Regions from separate parts of the Homo sapiens genome. Here all the other regions are linked to region 1. The links are chromatin contacts, found by Hi-C in ENCODE. All regions are on one chromosome and are shown on one strand. Each heading gives the region's core, a stretch centred on a gene start or an enhancer-like site at or near the end of the contact. The rest is flanking DNA. Distances are from core to core; before and after follow the strand shown.

What was found. A loop is a pair of places that touch in the nucleus more often than their neighbours do. Pooled maps may share reads with other maps.
Region 2: a pooled map shows a loop between it and region 1 (7-fold over the local background). The contact joins the promoter of XRCC3 here to the promoter of ZNF839 in region 1. A Hi-C loop is called at or near these places in 5 of 50 pooled maps.
Region 3: a loop to region 1 is called in a map of tibial artery, with 12 times the contacts of the local background. The contact joins the promoter of KLC1 here to the promoter of ZNF839 in region 1. A Hi-C loop is called at or near these places in 1 of 168 maps with a recorded cell type or tissue (tibial artery), 1 of 37 single-sample maps with no recorded cell type and 9 of 50 pooled maps.

What each region holds. Positions count from the first base shown.
Region 1 is chr14:102,317,283-102,322,405 of GRCh38, forward strand. It overlaps ZNF839 (zinc finger protein 839), which reads left to right and starts at 2,464. Exons shown (of 8, transcript NM_018335.6): 1 at 2,464-2,771. The coding sequence starts at 2,484. RefSeq lists silencers at 2,524-2,623, 2,684-2,873 and an enhancer at 2,974-3,083.
Region 2 is chr14:103,713,640-103,718,762 of GRCh38, forward strand. XRCC3 (X-ray repair cross complementing 3) reads right to left here and starts at 1,812. Exons shown (of 10, transcript NM_005432.4): 1 at 1,785-1,812. It overlaps ZFYVE21 (zinc finger FYVE-type containing 21), which reads left to right and starts at 2,171. Exons shown (of 7, transcript NM_024071.4): 1 at 2,171-2,340. The coding sequence starts at 2,203. RefSeq lists enhancers at 613-1,298, 4,535-5,045 and silencers at 1,495-1,754, 1,835-2,404, 2,595-2,674, 2,775-2,844, 2,905-2,984.
Region 3 is chr14:103,626,643-103,631,765 of GRCh38, forward strand. It overlaps KLC1 (kinesin light chain 1), which reads left to right and starts at 2,569. Exons shown (of 17, transcript NM_001394837.1): 1 at 2,569-2,852. LOC105370688 (a long non-coding RNA gene) reads right to left here and starts at 2,501. Exons shown (of 3, transcript XR_944248.2): 1 at 2,390-2,501; 2 at 1,097-1,283; 3 at 860-898. RefSeq lists an enhancer at 1,607-1,696 and silencers at 2,137-2,336, 2,427-2,786, 2,837-2,956, 3,047-3,096, 3,137-3,316.

The DNA.
Region 1 (5,123 bases), core at 1,214-3,713:
CTACCTGCTGGGGAGAGCGGGAGGAACTCAGAGCGCGCTGGGGCGGTGGCTCCTCACCCCGAGTCCCCGCGCCGCCACCTGAAGGGTCTGTTTTAGAATGCCATTGGTTAGGCCTTTTACTTTTGTCGTTTTAAAGGACACTCTGGACATCCAACCGATGCACATCCCACGCCCCCACCCCCCACGTTTCCTGAGGCTGCGTCTGGCCTGGAGGAACCGCCCAGTGAAGACAGGTGCTCGCAGATATCACCGCCTAGTGTTCCCTGGGCCCACTTGCGGGGAAGTCTTGGAGGTGAAAATCCAGGTCTGGAATGAATGCATTCCACAGATGCATATGGAGAGCTACTGCATGCCCAGCACCATTCCTAGGCTGGGAGCAAAACGGTGAGACACAAACCCCAACCCGCTGGAGACAGTGACCAGCCACTAGATGACTGCCATGTTTTTAGTGAGGCATTCAGGTTGTGGAAGCCTCTGGAAACCTTCTCTTGCTTTTTGTCCCCCCTCTTTTCTTTTCGGAGACATCTTAGGCTTCACATTTCTTCCTCTTGGTTCTACATTTTGAAGCCAGAGCAAGTGGATGAATTTCTCACTCGGTTCGTTTCTAGGGTGGTCAGGTGTGCTCAGCTGAACAAAAGCCGGTTGTATAAGGTTGATGCCATTTTATGTCAGGATCCGGCAAGGGCTCCACCTGTTTTTGAAAATTCTACAGTGGAAACAGCTACTAGTTCTGACCTAAATAAGAAGCAGCTCAACATCTACAGACCTTGGTATGTGCCCAGGGTGTAGTAAAAGTTCTCAATAAATGCCAGCCGATGGCGCTGCTGCTATTATAAGCAAAGTTAGGAGAGCCTGGGGCAGCTGACACTTAAAATAGACATCTGTACACAGGATGGATGTCACATCTTTTAATAGTCGTGCCAGGCACGTTGTTAGATGCAGGGACACAGCATGGAGGAATCGGTGGAGGTTGCTGCCCTCAAGTTTCCTGAGCTTGAAGGGGTTTAGAATATGCCACGGTGGCATGAAAATTATTTTGAGCAGAAGGCATGTGAATTCCTGAAATCTGGTCGGGTGTGGTGGCTCACACCTGTAATCTCAGCACTTGGGAAGGCCGAGGCGGGCGGATCACCTAAGGTCAGGGTTTCAAGACCAGCCTTACCAACATGATGAAACCCCGTCTCTACTAAAAATACAAAAATTAGCCAGGCATGGTGGCGGACGCCTGTAATCCCAGCTACTCAAGAGGCTGAGGCAGGAGAACCGCATGAACCCAGGCGATGGAGGTTGCGGTGAGCTGAGATTGTGCCACTGCACTCCAGCCTGGGTGACAGAGTGAGATCTTGTCTCAAAAAAAAAAAAAAATTGTGGTAAGATACCCATAATATAAAATTCACCATTAAAAAATAACACGGAAGGGATCATCGTGAATGCAATGTGAGTATTGATGAGGATGGTGGTGATCTTCCAGAACCTTCTCTGACGCCACCCAGGCCGCCAGCCTTACTTTACCGGCTTCGGCGCTCATCATACTGTGCTGCAAATGCCAGTTTCCTCCTTCCCCCTTGGGAAGTTTCCTCCTTGGGGGTCGGCACCTAGACTGTATACCCCCCAGGGCGGAAACAGCGGTTCACCCACCAGGTGCTTAAGAAGGGTTTGTGGACCAGTGGACCTCCTGCTCTCCCTGGGGAAAGGAGCTGGGACATGTGTACACACCTGCAGCTACAAGATTCGGAGGGCGCACAGAGCCTCAACCGTAAGAAGGAGAGGCGATCAGGCTGAGGAAGATGGGGCAGTGGAGCTGGATGGATAGAGAGAGGGTGGGTTCATTCATTCGTTCACTCATTCGTTTATTCATATTCATCCATCCATCATTCATGCCCTGAGCGTGCGTTGTGTTCTGGGCAGGGCCTGTGCTGGGCACCGATTGTGTAATATATCATCTCTCCCTTCAAGGTGCACCCAATCTGGGTGGGTGGGTAGAGAGAAGCTACGGTGACAAGGCAAAAATTTGGGAAACACTCTCGTTAACAATTCAAACTGTGGTCCCCTCCCAGATGTATAAATCCAAATGTTTAGGGGTGGGCACAGTACTCTGCATCTCCAGACAGCATCCTCCGCTGATTCGGATGCATGATGACGTCAGAACACTTGGATATTGTGGTAACTTTTGGGCCAGGGGCTCTGAAACCCCGAAGACCTCCCCCTGGGAGATCCGGGACAGCTCCCAGAGAAGGTGAGTCTTAAACACATCCGTGACAGGCAATAAGGAAAATAAGGGGGGTCCGCTCTGCTGATCAGCCCTAAGAGCCGCGGCGGTTGTCGGCTGGGGCGGGGCACTCCACGACTTTCCCGGCCAGACACGGTCGCCTTCCTAGGTGTCTTGGCCTGCGAGGCACTCGTAGCCCGCCCCTCTCCTAGGTGACGTACATTGGAGACGCCGTCGCTCAGCGACCCGGGTTCGAGTCCCCGCCTCGGCCGCCATGGCGGATGCGGAGCCGGAGGCTGGGGGCGGCAGCGAGGATGGCGGCGGCGGCGGCGGCCCGGCTCCTCCGGGCCAGAGCGGCAGCGTCGCACGTGTGGCCCCGCTGGGCCCCGAGCAGCTGCGGCAGGTCCTGGAGCAGGTGACGAAGGCGCAGCCGCCGCCGCCGCCGCCCCCCTTCGTGCTGCGGGACGCGGCGCGGCGGCTGCGGGACGCGGCCCAACAGGCCGCCCTGCAGCGGGGCCGGGGCACCGAGCCCCCGCGCCTGCCGCGCCTGCTCCCGCCCCAGGTGAGGCGTCGGGAGGGACGTGGGGAAACTGAGGCCCGAAGGGGGCCGACGCCCCGCGGCGGGGTAGCTGCTTGTCCGGGGAGGCCAGTATCCGCCCGGGTTAAGACTCAGGGCGTCCCCAGGCTGAGCTTCTTAGGGACGGCGTTCGGCCCCCACCTGTCACCACCCTGGCATTTTCACCCCAGGAGCCTCACTCTAGGAGCGGTTGCTCACGCTGGGCCCTGTGCCTGGAACGCCCTCGTGCCTTCTCTGCCTTCACAGCCCTGCTGGGGGCTTTTGCGTGCTCCCTAGCTCTTCTTACAGGCCTTTCACCGCTGGTTCAGCCTTTGTGGAGCACTTAGAGACCGTGTTCCCAGCACTCCCCACTATGTGCAGGAGGTGAAGCCTTGAACACACTTGCTGAAGAACGAACATAAGGCAGGTTCTGGGATTGACGGGGGCTGCTTTAGAGTGGGTGGTCCCGTAGGCCAGACACTGGAGCTGAAACATAAATGAATTAAAAGGAACCAACTTAGCTTTTCAGTTGTAAGGTGCCAAGGCCCAGGCTTGGAACAAAGTCAAGCACAATACACTAGTTCGCTGCAGGACTTAACATCCTGGGTGATAGTGACTGATTTGTAACCGCAGTACCCAGCACAGTGCCTGATACACAATGTTTGGAATATGTGAAAGCACTCTGTATACTACAAAACATCCTTTCCCAGTGGGTTTATTTCCTGGGCCACACACCTTTTGGTTGCTAGGGGGGTGATAACTAGAAGACGGTCGCCCAACTCCGGAGGGTGAAGCATAGCGCCTGAAGCCAGAGGGCCTACACGGCATCTGTAAAATTCCACCCCATTTCAGCGCTGGGGTTGTAAACAAAATTAGTCTCACCCCAAAATTGCCAAAAGAAGACAGCTTTTTCCACTAGAAGAAACGGGTTAGGGAATAGAATCAGGAACCTTCACTCGTTGAGTTTTTTTGACTGATGTTAGCTGCTTAGGGTTGTATCCAGTTAATCATCAAGACTGGAGAGTTGTCTTGCTAAGGTTTAGGAAGACCAGTGTGATTCTGTCCAGATGCCACACTATCACTATCTAGAGGTGTGACCTTGGGTAAGTCAACCTTTTTGGACTTTGGTCTGGGTCAGAAGGCTGCAAGGTGCCATCTGGGGGCAGCTATCTGCAAAGCCTCTGCTCTGCGCCCGGCGCTGTGCGGGGCCGCTCAGTTTTCAGCAGTGTTTTTGTACCGGCATTTTGCAGGTGGGAAACAAGCTCAGGGAGGTTGCGTGGCTTTGCCCAAGGTCCCTCAGGTGTGGCTGCTCTCCCTAGCCCCTGTACTCCTCACCATACCCTGCTGAATATGGCCACAGCTTTTTGGGTTTGGAATCCAAAAATGACATATTTTTCGTAAAGCAAAAGCAAACTTATTCGAGCTTAGGCAGCATGATGGGATTGTATTTTGTAGCTAATCTAATGGAGACGATATAAATTCTACCTGCAATAATATACCTTTGCAGCACATTCTTTTAATACTCTTTCAGCCCCAGCTGTGTCATGGAGGCCACAAAGGCAAACCGGATGCGTACTTTGCCCCTCAGTAGTTTATGAACTAACAGGAGATGAAACAAGACCCAGATAACTTCTAGTCAAGGCCAGAAAGCTAAAGATAGTGAAAAAGAACTGAATGTATTTAGAGAAAGGGAGATTGTTCCTGGCTGAGGACATCAGAAGCAGCTTTGTTGAAGAAGTGGTATCTGAACTAGATTTGAAAGGGTGCGTCTGAGTTGAAAATGCAGAAGGGGAGAGGCAGGTTCTGGGGCGGTTGGGGGTGCATTTCAACAACCACAGCAGAAGGCCCAGTGTTCGCTGTGGGGGTGGTGTGGATCAGCAGCACAGACCAATGGACACACTTGGGTCAGATCGAGGCCCCTGTCTCTCCCCATCCTCCCTCTTCCCCACCCCACAGAAATTTCCAGTTCCATCCAACATGCTGTGCCCCTTTTCATGCATCCGTGCATTTACACATGGATGTGTGCCCTTTTTCACCTGGCAAAAATTCCCAGCCTTCAAAATGCCCCTCAGAGATCACAGCTTCTGGGCAGCCCACCACCTCTGGGCTGTTCCTGCCTCTTGATTGCACCTGTTGTACCATGATGACATTTTTCCTGTCTGCCTCACCTGTCTGCATTCCTTAGGGAAGCTTGTCTGCCTTCAGAATCATCAGTGGAGCTTTTGAAAGGGCAGATCTTGGGGCCTCACCCCAGGAGATCCGATTCAGCAGGTCTGCGGGGACTGAGGTATGGCAGGGGAAACCGCCCCCATCTCAAGGGTGAGGTTAGGACTTGGCTCCTGTGTATGTATTCCACCC
Region 2 (5,123 bases), core at 562-3,061, 1.4 Mb after region 1:
CTCTGAGCCTTCCGAGGTGGACTCACTCCTCTGCCTTGGGCCCTGGGACCTGCTGTGTAGCTTTGAAGTGATTCACAGCACTTACATAGTCTGATGTTTTGGGGTGACCTGACCCCCCTGCAAGAGTGTGATGTCTTATCAGACCACATATGTGAGGACTTGAGTGAACTCCGCAACCTTGGGAATGCCACTTAAACCTTGTCAGACACTCCCTTATGTGAGTTACTGACCCTGACTGCTGGACTGCAAAAACAGACATCAGCTTGAAGGTTGTGCAGATGCTTTGAGGCAAGCTATACGCTGCTGGCCTGGGAGCTGGACCTCGGTCCCAGCTTCTCAGAGAGCTCCCGCTCTCACGCTCTCCACTGCTACCAAGGCAAACCTCGAACTCTCACCAGATCTCACTCTCCAGGGGCCCGCTCCATCCCAGCAGAGCAACCGGACCCTGGCCGTTCTGCCACTCACCTCCCTGCCGTGAATGCACCCCATCCATGGAGGCCCTGCTTCCCTGCCAGGTGTCTTCACCTCCTCCCCTCTCCTCCCCTCTGAGCACTGTGAACCCGAGAACAAATCTTCTTTGACAATAAACCGTGTGATTCGTGGAATCATACTTTGATCATCTCCTTATTTCCTCCACACACAAGGACCCCTGCACTGCCAATGGCCCCAGGAGAGGGCAGAGTCAGCCACAGGGACCCCACCTCACAGGCTTCAACACTGCTGATGCCTGTCATCCCAGCACCGTGGGAGGCCAAGGCGGCCAAGGTCGCCTGAGCCCAGGAGTTCAAGACCAGCCTGGGCAACACAGCAAGACCTACTCTCTACCGAAAAAAAAAAAAAAAAAGAAAAATAGCTGGCCAGTGTAGTGGCGCTTGCGGTCCCAGCTACTTGAGAGCCTGGGAGGTCGAGGTTGTGCCTAGCTGTGAAGACGCCACTGCACTCCACCCCGGATGACAGAGCCAGACTGTCTCAAAAAAAACAATAAAAATTCACGCCTTGTAATAAGGAATTAAAGGCAGGATGAACAAACATTTTCTTCTTTTTTTTGTGTGCTTTCTGAGATGGAGTCTTTTTCTGTAGCCCAGGCTGGAGTGCAGTAATGTGATCTCGGCTCACTGCAACCTCCGCCTCCCGGGTCCTGGTTCAAACAATTCTCCTGCCTCAGCCTCCCAAGCAGCTGGGATTACAGGCACGTGCCACCACACCCAGCTAATTTTTGTATTTTTAGTAGAGACGGGGTTTCACCATGTTGGCCAGGCTGGTCTTGAACTCCTGACCTCGTGATCCGCCCGCCTCGGCCTCCCAAAGTGCTCGGATTACAGGCGTGAGCCACCGCGCCCGGCCTAAAGGATTTTCTTTCCAAATCAAAGTATTAAAATAACTGTTCAGACCTCTCCCACTTCGATGCGAAGCCAGCGCGGTCCCAGGCGGACGAGCGAAGGCATCGAAGGCCGGGGGCGCAGCCGCGGGCCCACCTCGGCCTCCCCTGAGCGGACGCCTCCCCGCGCGCACCGGGGGCCCCGGAGACCGCCTTCCCCGCTCCGAACGCACGCGGCCCGGCCCCGGCGAGGTGCCTGAACGCTACCCGAGCTGCGGCGGGGCTCCCGGGGTGAGTGCTGCAGCCCCAGGCCCGCCTGCTCCCACAGGCTCGGGCAATGGAGACCCGCGGCCGCCCCCGCCCCTTGACCCTGCCTCACCCCTCACGCCCGCTGCCGCCCACGACCTCCGACCCCGCTGCCGCCCGGCTCGCAGCCCGGCTCGCAGCCCGGCTCGGCGGGCCTCACCTCCCGCGGGTTCCGCACTCCTCTTCCCGCCGTCCTGCTCCTCTCGGCCTTCTCCTCCAATAGGCGCCTAGCACCCTGAGTGGGCTACACCAATCAGAGACGAAGCGGCGCTAACGTGACTGACTAACTAACCAATCCAAAGTCTCAATCTCCCTGAGAGGGGCGGAGCGTACCCGGGCCAGCCCTCGCCGCCGATTGGTGATCGACCTCAGGGTTGCAGGGGCGGTGCCCTTACACGGATTGGAGAGGGCAGCGATGGGGCGGAGTTCAAGCTCCGATTAGTCCGCGCTCCGTGGCGGGCTTGGCGATTGGACGCCGGCGCTGTCAGCCGCGCGCGGACCGGGGCGGGGCGGGCGGTGCCCCGGGCTGGGCGAGGGGCCGGGTGCGGGGCCGCTGGCCGAGAGGCTGAGGCGGCGTCATGTCCTCCGAGGTGTCCGCGCGCCGCGACGCCAAGAAGCTGGTGCGCTCCCCGAGCGGCCTGCGCATGGTGCCCGAACACCGCGCCTTCGGAAGCCCGTTCGGCCTGGAGGAGCCGCAGTGGGTCCCGGACAAGGAGGTGGGTGGCCGTCGCCCCGGCCAGCGCCTCCGACCCGCCCCGCCGCCCCGGCCCGGCCCCGCGGGCTTCCAGGCTCCCGCGACGACCCCTCCGCCTCCGGGCGGCCCCTTCCCCAGCCGGCCCCCGCCCCCGCTCTCTCCCAGGTTGGCCGCGTCCCCGGGCCGCCGCCTCAGGCTCCTACGCCCGCGGGGAGGGCGGGAGGCGCGCGGTGTCCCGGTGCGGGGGTCCCGGGAGGGCAGGAGGCACCTGTCCAGGGCGGGCGCCGGGAGGCGGGGTGCGGGGCGCGGGCTGGTCCCGGGGGTGGGTGCGGCCCTGCCCGAGGCCGGTTCGTGCTGGGCTAGCGCGTGTGGACTGCGTCCCGAGAGCTGGGGCTCGCTCCCGAGAAAGTGGAAGGCGGAGCGCCTTCCTCGCAGGCTCGGTGGGGAGGGCGCGTGCTGTCCGCGGAAGCGCTGGAGCTGGCGGCCCCGCAGGGGTCCCTCCCGGGAACCGGGGGAGGCGTCGGTGCCGCGGGCGGGTGGCCGGTTCCGAAGCCACCTCCTGCTCGGAAGGAGGGCCAGGACCCAGTCTGCGGGCCAGGCTGCCCCCCGTTTCCCTTCGTCTATACCACCCTCCACCTCGGAAGCGAGGTCGCAGTCGCCCACTGGACAGTTTGAAGGAGACCGCAGATTTGCACCCGTTTCCCATGGGCCCAGACACGGCAGGAGTTGCCCAGGCCACTCCTGCAGACATTGGGGCGTGGGCGTGGGGTCCCTGAGCCAGGCCATCCGCTGGGCCTCCCGTGGGGTTCCCTGTGACCTGATCGGAGGTGCCTTTGCCTCACACCAGCCCCTTGGCCAACTGGGAAGGCCCCGAGTGCATTTAATCCCACTGGCTGTGCGCTAACAGGTGTGTCCAGTTTCTGTTCTGTGGATTTTACCACGATAAAAAAAAAATTGGGGGAGAAAAAGAATTTTTGTAATATGACTTTCATACTTAACACGTGTTACAGATTCGTTTAATTCCCTCAGTGATAGAACTAAGCAGACGTTGGAACTAGGTTCAAGAAGTCAAAGTAGCACTAATTGACTGGGTTCATTGAAGCTTGGTTGGAGGCCTGGTGGGGGGTGAGCGGCCACAGAGCCTCGGGGACAGGACGGAATTCGAGTGACTCTGGGGAAGTGTCTCTGGCATCTACAGTGTACGGAGCCATCACCGGTCACTGAGCGTGTCCTGGAGAGTTGAGACCAGTGCTGCCCACCTCTCCCCAGTATCGCCACCATGAGGAGTCTTTTTAGACACTTTCCGCCAATCATCCTCCTTCATCTTTTTTAAAATTTACTTTTAAGTTGACACGTGAAAATTGTATTTATGGTGTAACGAACTCTTAATAGCACAGAAATACTCTACGTCTGTATGAACCGTAAGGAGCACGTGAGAAAGTGTGGCCAAGATGAGGCAGAGGTTTCCACCAAAGCACAATTTCTTTCTCCCTGCTGTACACATGCACTGATCTTACGGTTCTGTTTTATAGTGAACCACTGTGTTCCCCTCCTTCATTCTCTCTTCCAGAGCCCTTCTGGTATCAGCTGAATTGTTTAGCATTTTTCCCTGCCTTTCTTTGTGGCCTCTGCTGAGGCACTGTGTGGCAGTCCCGCGGTGACTTCCGACTGAGTGGAGTTGAAACACTTGAGTCAAGGTGGCACCCCTCGTGGAAGAGAAGATTCATTCCCACGCTGGCGTGGTGGCAGGATACCCCTCCAGAGCCCCCCACCATGTTTGGATGATTAACTGGGATCTGAGCAGCTGAGGGAGGTCCTAGCATTGGGTGGGCTTGGGGGACAGAGAAACCATTCTAATAAGATGGACTTTGTCTCTGAGTTTTGCGTTGTGAATTGTATTGGAGCATGGTCTTACAGGCCAGAAACGACCAAAGACAGTGTTCTGGAGGAACTTAGAACGGGGCAGTAAGGGCTGGAAGATTTGGAATAAAGTCCAGCTTTAGGTGCAATAGCTCGAGGGGACATGTACGGTAACAGTCGCCTGGCATGTGGTGATGCTGAAGGGGACACTGAGCTACACTGTGCTGGCTGCGTGCTTGGGGCCGCTAAGGTGATTGTCGGGAGGTGACTCAAATGTGCAGATAACCAGTTGTGGGAAATAGGTTTATTTGAGGTGGTTTGGAATGGGGAGAGGAGAATTTGGTAGAACTTGGCAGGTGGGTAACATTGTCCTTGGCTTGGTGGCCGTGTGCCGATCGGCATCATCGTCATATCTGTAAACGTGTTGGTCCATTTTCATTCCAGCTCTGTTCTTAGCCAGGGGAGTCTGAATCCAGCCCAGTGCCCGTCTCCCGAATACCAGCTGCCTGACCGGGCTGGTTTATCAGTTTGGGCCCATGAGGGTTATCCCTTTAAAATGCTGCAAAACCCCCTGGGGAGCATGTGCACACATGCACCTTTCTCCGAGAGGTGGCCTGCAGCTCTCAGATTCTCAAGGCTCTGACGCAGAACCAGTTGAGAATCGTTTCTCCAGTCTGTGCCTCCTCAGGAACCTGTGGGGCAGGGGAGGCAGAGGCGGCGTGTAAAGCTTCGTGCGACACCACTTTGGATAGAGGTGCTTTGGGGGTGTGAAGGAAGCTTCAGATGATCTCTGGGGCTTGTCTGACTCTGCCATCAAATATCCGACACTGACGCAAGGCAGTGGGCTTGGGGGTGGGCGGTCCGGGCGTGCAGCCATCTGGGCTTGTCACAAGCAGCTGAGATCCTGAGTTTTATCCTTAAAATCCTTGCCGCTGTGCACCCCTC
Region 3 (5,123 bases), core at 1,319-3,818, 1.3 Mb after region 1:
GAATTTGAAGTTGCTGCAGACAGTGATGCGTGGCAGCACTGGTGGATGAATTGGCCTTTTCTCCTTTCCCCCAACACTCCAGGGTCATTCCTGCCTGAGGACTCCTGCCCTCAGAGCTCTCCTGGGGCTTTTATTTATTTTGTTTTGAGACAGAATGTGGCTCTGTTGCCCAGGCTTGAGTGCAGTGGTGTGATCTTGGCTCACTGCAACCTCTGCCTCCCAGGTTCAAGCGATTCTCCTGCCTCAGCCTCCCGAGTAGCTGGGACTACAGACGTGCGCCACCACGCCTGGCTAATTTGTTGTATTTTAGCAGAGATGTGGTTTCACTGTGTTGCCCAGGTTGGTCTTGAACTCCTGAAGGCAATCCACCTGCCTCGGCCTCCTGAAGTGTTGGGATTACAGGCGTGAGCCACCTCGCCGGCCTCTCCTGGGGCTTTGAACGCCTGCCTCCCTCCTCTCATTTGGGTCTCAGGTCACCCGCCTGCCTCTGAGTTCACCCCTGACCACCTAGACTCTGCCTGTTCCATCATCTTTGTTCCATCTCTGCCTGTTCCATCATCTCGGCAAGATCCGGTATTTCCTTATGTGTTTATGGCCTACTTCTCCTCACTGGAATGTAAACTCTTAGAAAGCAGAGATCTTATCTATCTTGTTCACCTATGCATCCTTGGCTGTTATGAGGATCATGGGAGAGCAACAAATATTTATTGAGGAAATAAAAGAACAAGGTAATAAAGCCAGAACAAAGTGGTGGCAGTGGAGATGGATTCAAGAAATACTGAGAGGCCGGGCATGGTGGCTCACACCTGTAATCTCAGCACTTTGGGAGGCCAGCTGGGAGGATCACTTGTGGCCAGGAGTTCGAGATCAGTCTGGGCAACATAGCAAGATCTCCTCTCTGCAAAAAATTTAAAAAACATTAGCTGGGAGTGGTGGTGCACACCTGTAGTCCCTAGCTACTTGGGAGGCTGAGGCAAGAGGATCTCTTGAGCCCAGGAGTTCGAGGTTACGGTGAGCTGATTGCCACTGCCCTCCAGTCAGGGTGACAAAGATACCCTAACTCAAAGAAATATTGAGGAAGTAGAATCTTTTCCACCTGTTGTAGTAGGGCGTAAGGGAGCGGTGCAGGCATCCCAGGTTTCTGGCTAGGGTTGTGGGTGAGCAGAGGGGACAGTTACTGGGCGCAGCGGCACAGAAAGAATGAGCAGTCGATGCTTGGCGGTGCCCAGCCCAGTGGCTGAACTTAGTGACATCCAAGCTGCAGTCTGGCTGAAATCACTAACCTGAAAGTGGTATGGAGAAAGTTTGTTTGACCCTGACTCAGTGCCTCTCCCCGGGCCAACCCTACCGTGTTACCTAGGAGCTCCCCCTTTGTCTTTATAAATGAGATAAAAGTAACCAGACCTCCCTGGAAAAACCGAGGAGCACTTGCTTCTCTGGTGACTGCGGGGCCTAACTGCAGGGTTCACAAAGGGCTGCTGGTGCTGGGTGATAACATCGGAAAGGAACAGCAGTTCACAAGATGGGGCTGGGGGACTGGCCCAGGAACCCCTCCAGGTTAAATGATGCCTCCGGGCCCCGCACTTGGGACGTCTGCAGGCACTGGGAGGGTTTTTCCCAAGCCGCTGGCAGCAGCGAGCGGAGCCTCGCCCATTGAATCAGCATGCCCTCCCGGCTGGCTGCTGAGTCAGGCCTGCGGAGCCGGCGAAGCCGCAGGACTTGACCCAGGCGCGCTCCGCTGCCCTTCAGGCCGGGCTGGAGGTCGAGGCCCTGCAGCCAGGGAGATGCGCCGGTGGCTGCGTGGGGACAGAGGGGGGTTGTCTCCCACCCTCACAGTCTACACCCCGGCCCTTCCCCTTTGCCCGTCTGAGGCGCAGTTTGTGTCGAGGGGGAGCGCCTGGAAAGTTTCCTCGTACAGATACGAGGGTCCAAAAGCCCCGAGGAGAGGGAATAATGAGAAGGGGAGGGCGCAGGGTTAGAGGTCAGGGTCTCGACCAAAGGCTGTCGGTTTTCCTGGAGGAGGGAGAAAGGCCTGGCCGGGATCATCTGATTCCGGGGCCTCCCGAAGGCCTCCTAGCTGGGTTTTGGGGGGACCGAAACGAGCGCATGAAGCTCGCGGGCCTGGGAGTGGGGTGGGGCGGGAGCCCAGTGGTGGCGGCTGCGGCCGGGCCTGCACCGTCCCCGGCCGCATTCTGGTAGGGCCCACAGTCCGGCTGGAAGGGAAGCTGCCGAAGCGCTCGGTCATCGCGGCTGCGGAGTCGGAGAGGCCAGGGCCTGGCCGCCCACCCCGCGAGCCGCGCCCTGCCCCGAGCGCCCCACCCCCGTCCGCGTTACAACCGGGAGGCCCGCTGGGTCCTGCACCGTCACCCTCCTCCCTGTGACCGCCCACCTGATACCCAAACAACTTTCTCGCCCCTCCAGTCCCCAGCTCGCCGAGCGCTTGCGGGGAGCCACCCAGCCTCAGTTTCCCCAGCCCCGGGCGGGGCGAGGGGCGATGACGTCATGCCGGCGCGCGGCATTGTGGGGCGGGGCGAGGCGGGGCGCCGGGGGGAGCAACACTGAGACGCCATTTTCGGCGGCGGGAGCGGCGCAGGCGGCCGAGCGGGACTGGCTGGGTCGGCTGGGCTGCTGGTGCGAGGAGCCGCGGGGCTGTGCTCGGCGGCCAAGGGGACAGCGCGTGGGTGGCCGAGGATGCTGCGGGGCGGTAGCTCCGGCGCCCCTAGCTGGTGACTGCTGCGCCGTGCCTCACACAGCCGAGGCGGGCTCGGCGCACAGTCGCTGCTCCGCGCGCGCGCCCGGCGGCGCTCCAGGTGCTGACAGCGCGAGAGAGCGCGGCCCTCAGGAGCAAGGCGGTGAGTCCCCGGCGTGCGCCCCGGACCGCGGCCCCCTCCTCATCCTCCGCCCCGTCCCTGTCCCGCTCCTCTTCGGACCCGCCCCGGCCGTAACTCTGTCCCCATCCAGGCCTCCTTCCCGGTTTGGGTCCCGGCCCCTCTCCGTTCCCACCCCGGTACCCGCCCCAGTTCACCGCCCCGGCCGGTCCGCGACCCCTTCCAGGTTCAGGTCGGGTTCTTGTCCCCGGCCCTTTTGCCAGCCCCGGCTCCCGGCGCCGCGCGTCCTCCCCATCCGCGTCCCACTGCAGGTTCCGGTCCCCGGCCCTGCCCAGGGCCCCGCCCTGGCCCCGCATCCCCGGCTTGGCCCTGCTGCGGGCGGCGGCGGCCGTTCCCGGGGACAGCTGTGGACCCCGGGAACCCGCGACAGGGGAGGTGGCTGACCCCGGGATCGCGGCGGGCGGGGAGGCCGGAGGCCCGGCGGGGCTGGCTTTGTCCGATTCCTCCTCTTCCTTCCACCCCCGCCTCTCCCGGCACCGCCCTGAGCGGACGCGCCTGTCATTCTCGCGGGCGGCGGGGGGCCGGGTCCCTCCCGAGAGCTGGCTCCGCTTTGCCTCCTTGGCGACCCCTTATTTTCAGTAACCAGATGCGAAACGTTTCAGGCGACCCTGTTCACCTAGGCTGGCGTTGCTCCAACTAAACTTGAAGCAGCCTCCGTCCTGGAATGCTTTTTCCATGTAAAATTGGGTGTACCCTTTTCCTTAAGAAAATTAAAATAAAGCGTAAAAGTAGTGAAATTAATGCGTGATGGAGTGGATGGTTTTATAACTTAACATTTGTAGGTCATTTCTAGGTATATTTGTATTAGAATTGTTGCTGCCTGTTACTGTTTTATTATTTAAATGAATTAAGAATTTACATATTAAGCGTTTGAAAAGGAATACTTACAAAAATGATGTTTTTTAAAAATGTGAGAACAAAAAATTTGAGATATACTATTTCAGGTGTTCTGTAAAAGGGCAGTTAGAGCTTTGATTCTTTGCATTAGTTAAATCCCAAGGCCTTTTTTTTTGGTACGGCATGACTAAGCCATTGATCAGAATCAGCTCGGAATACATTGCACTAGTTTAGTGAAAGACACTTTAGAAAACTGGAAGAACCTCCTGAAGTTATATTACAGACATGGCCTTGCTTCTTTCAGGGATTGTCAGCAAGCCTGTTATGGTGAGAAATTTGACCTATTGCTCTGTTTCCTAAATATTTGTAGGAATACAATGATACTAAGTATGAAGTATATTTCAACTTGTATGGAATTCTGTGTGGGAGGGTAGGCACTCTAAAGAGCCAGTGTCTCTCCAAGTCATCAAAGAATGCAGCATCATGTTGCAGTTGAGCCTGGCAGCCCTGTCTGGCACTGAGTGCTGTGGAGGACCCAGGTGGTAACCTCTAACCCTACTGCAGCCTTGGCATTGTCTTAGAGAAAAGCATCCAGACATGCACAGGACTCTGGACAGCGTTTATCTCCAGCAAGGGGGGAGGGAATGACACTGGGGAGAGGCACACAGTATCTTCAGTATTTCATAGCAAATAACTGCAGTCGTTTAAACTTACACATTTTTTTTTTTTTTGAGATGGAGTCTCGCTCTGTCGCCCGGGCTGGAGTGTAGTGGCGCGATCTCGGCTCACTGCAAGCTCCGCCTCCCGGGTTCACGCCATTCTCCTGCCTCAACCTACTGAGTAGCTGGGACCACAGGCGCCCGCCACCACGCCCGGTTAATTTTTTGTATTTTTAGTAGAGATGGGGTTTCAACATGTTAGCCAGGTTGGTCTTGATCTCCTGACCTCGTGATCCGCCCACCTCGGCCTCCCAAAGTGCTGGGATTACAGGCGTGAGCCACCGCACCTGGCCCAAATTTATACATTTTTAAAATTTATACATTCTTAGGCATGTTTCTCAATGTTGGAAAAAAGTCAATGTGTAACTTTCTGTATAGGGCCATAAATTATCTTAAAACATACTTGTATAAAAAGAAACCTAGGATAGAAAAATCAAAAGTTGAGTGAAATGTATGATTAGTATCACCTGAAAACATTCTTTGTAGATAAGTGGAATGTTAGAAACCAGTATTTTATTTTTATTTATTTAGAGATGAGTCTCACTGTGTGGCTCAGGCTAGAGTGCAGTGGTGTGATCCCCGCTCACTGCAACCTCCGCCTCCCAGGTTCCAGTGATTCTCCTGCCTCAGCCTCCCTAGTAGCTGGGATTACAGGTGCCCACTACCACACCAGGCTGAT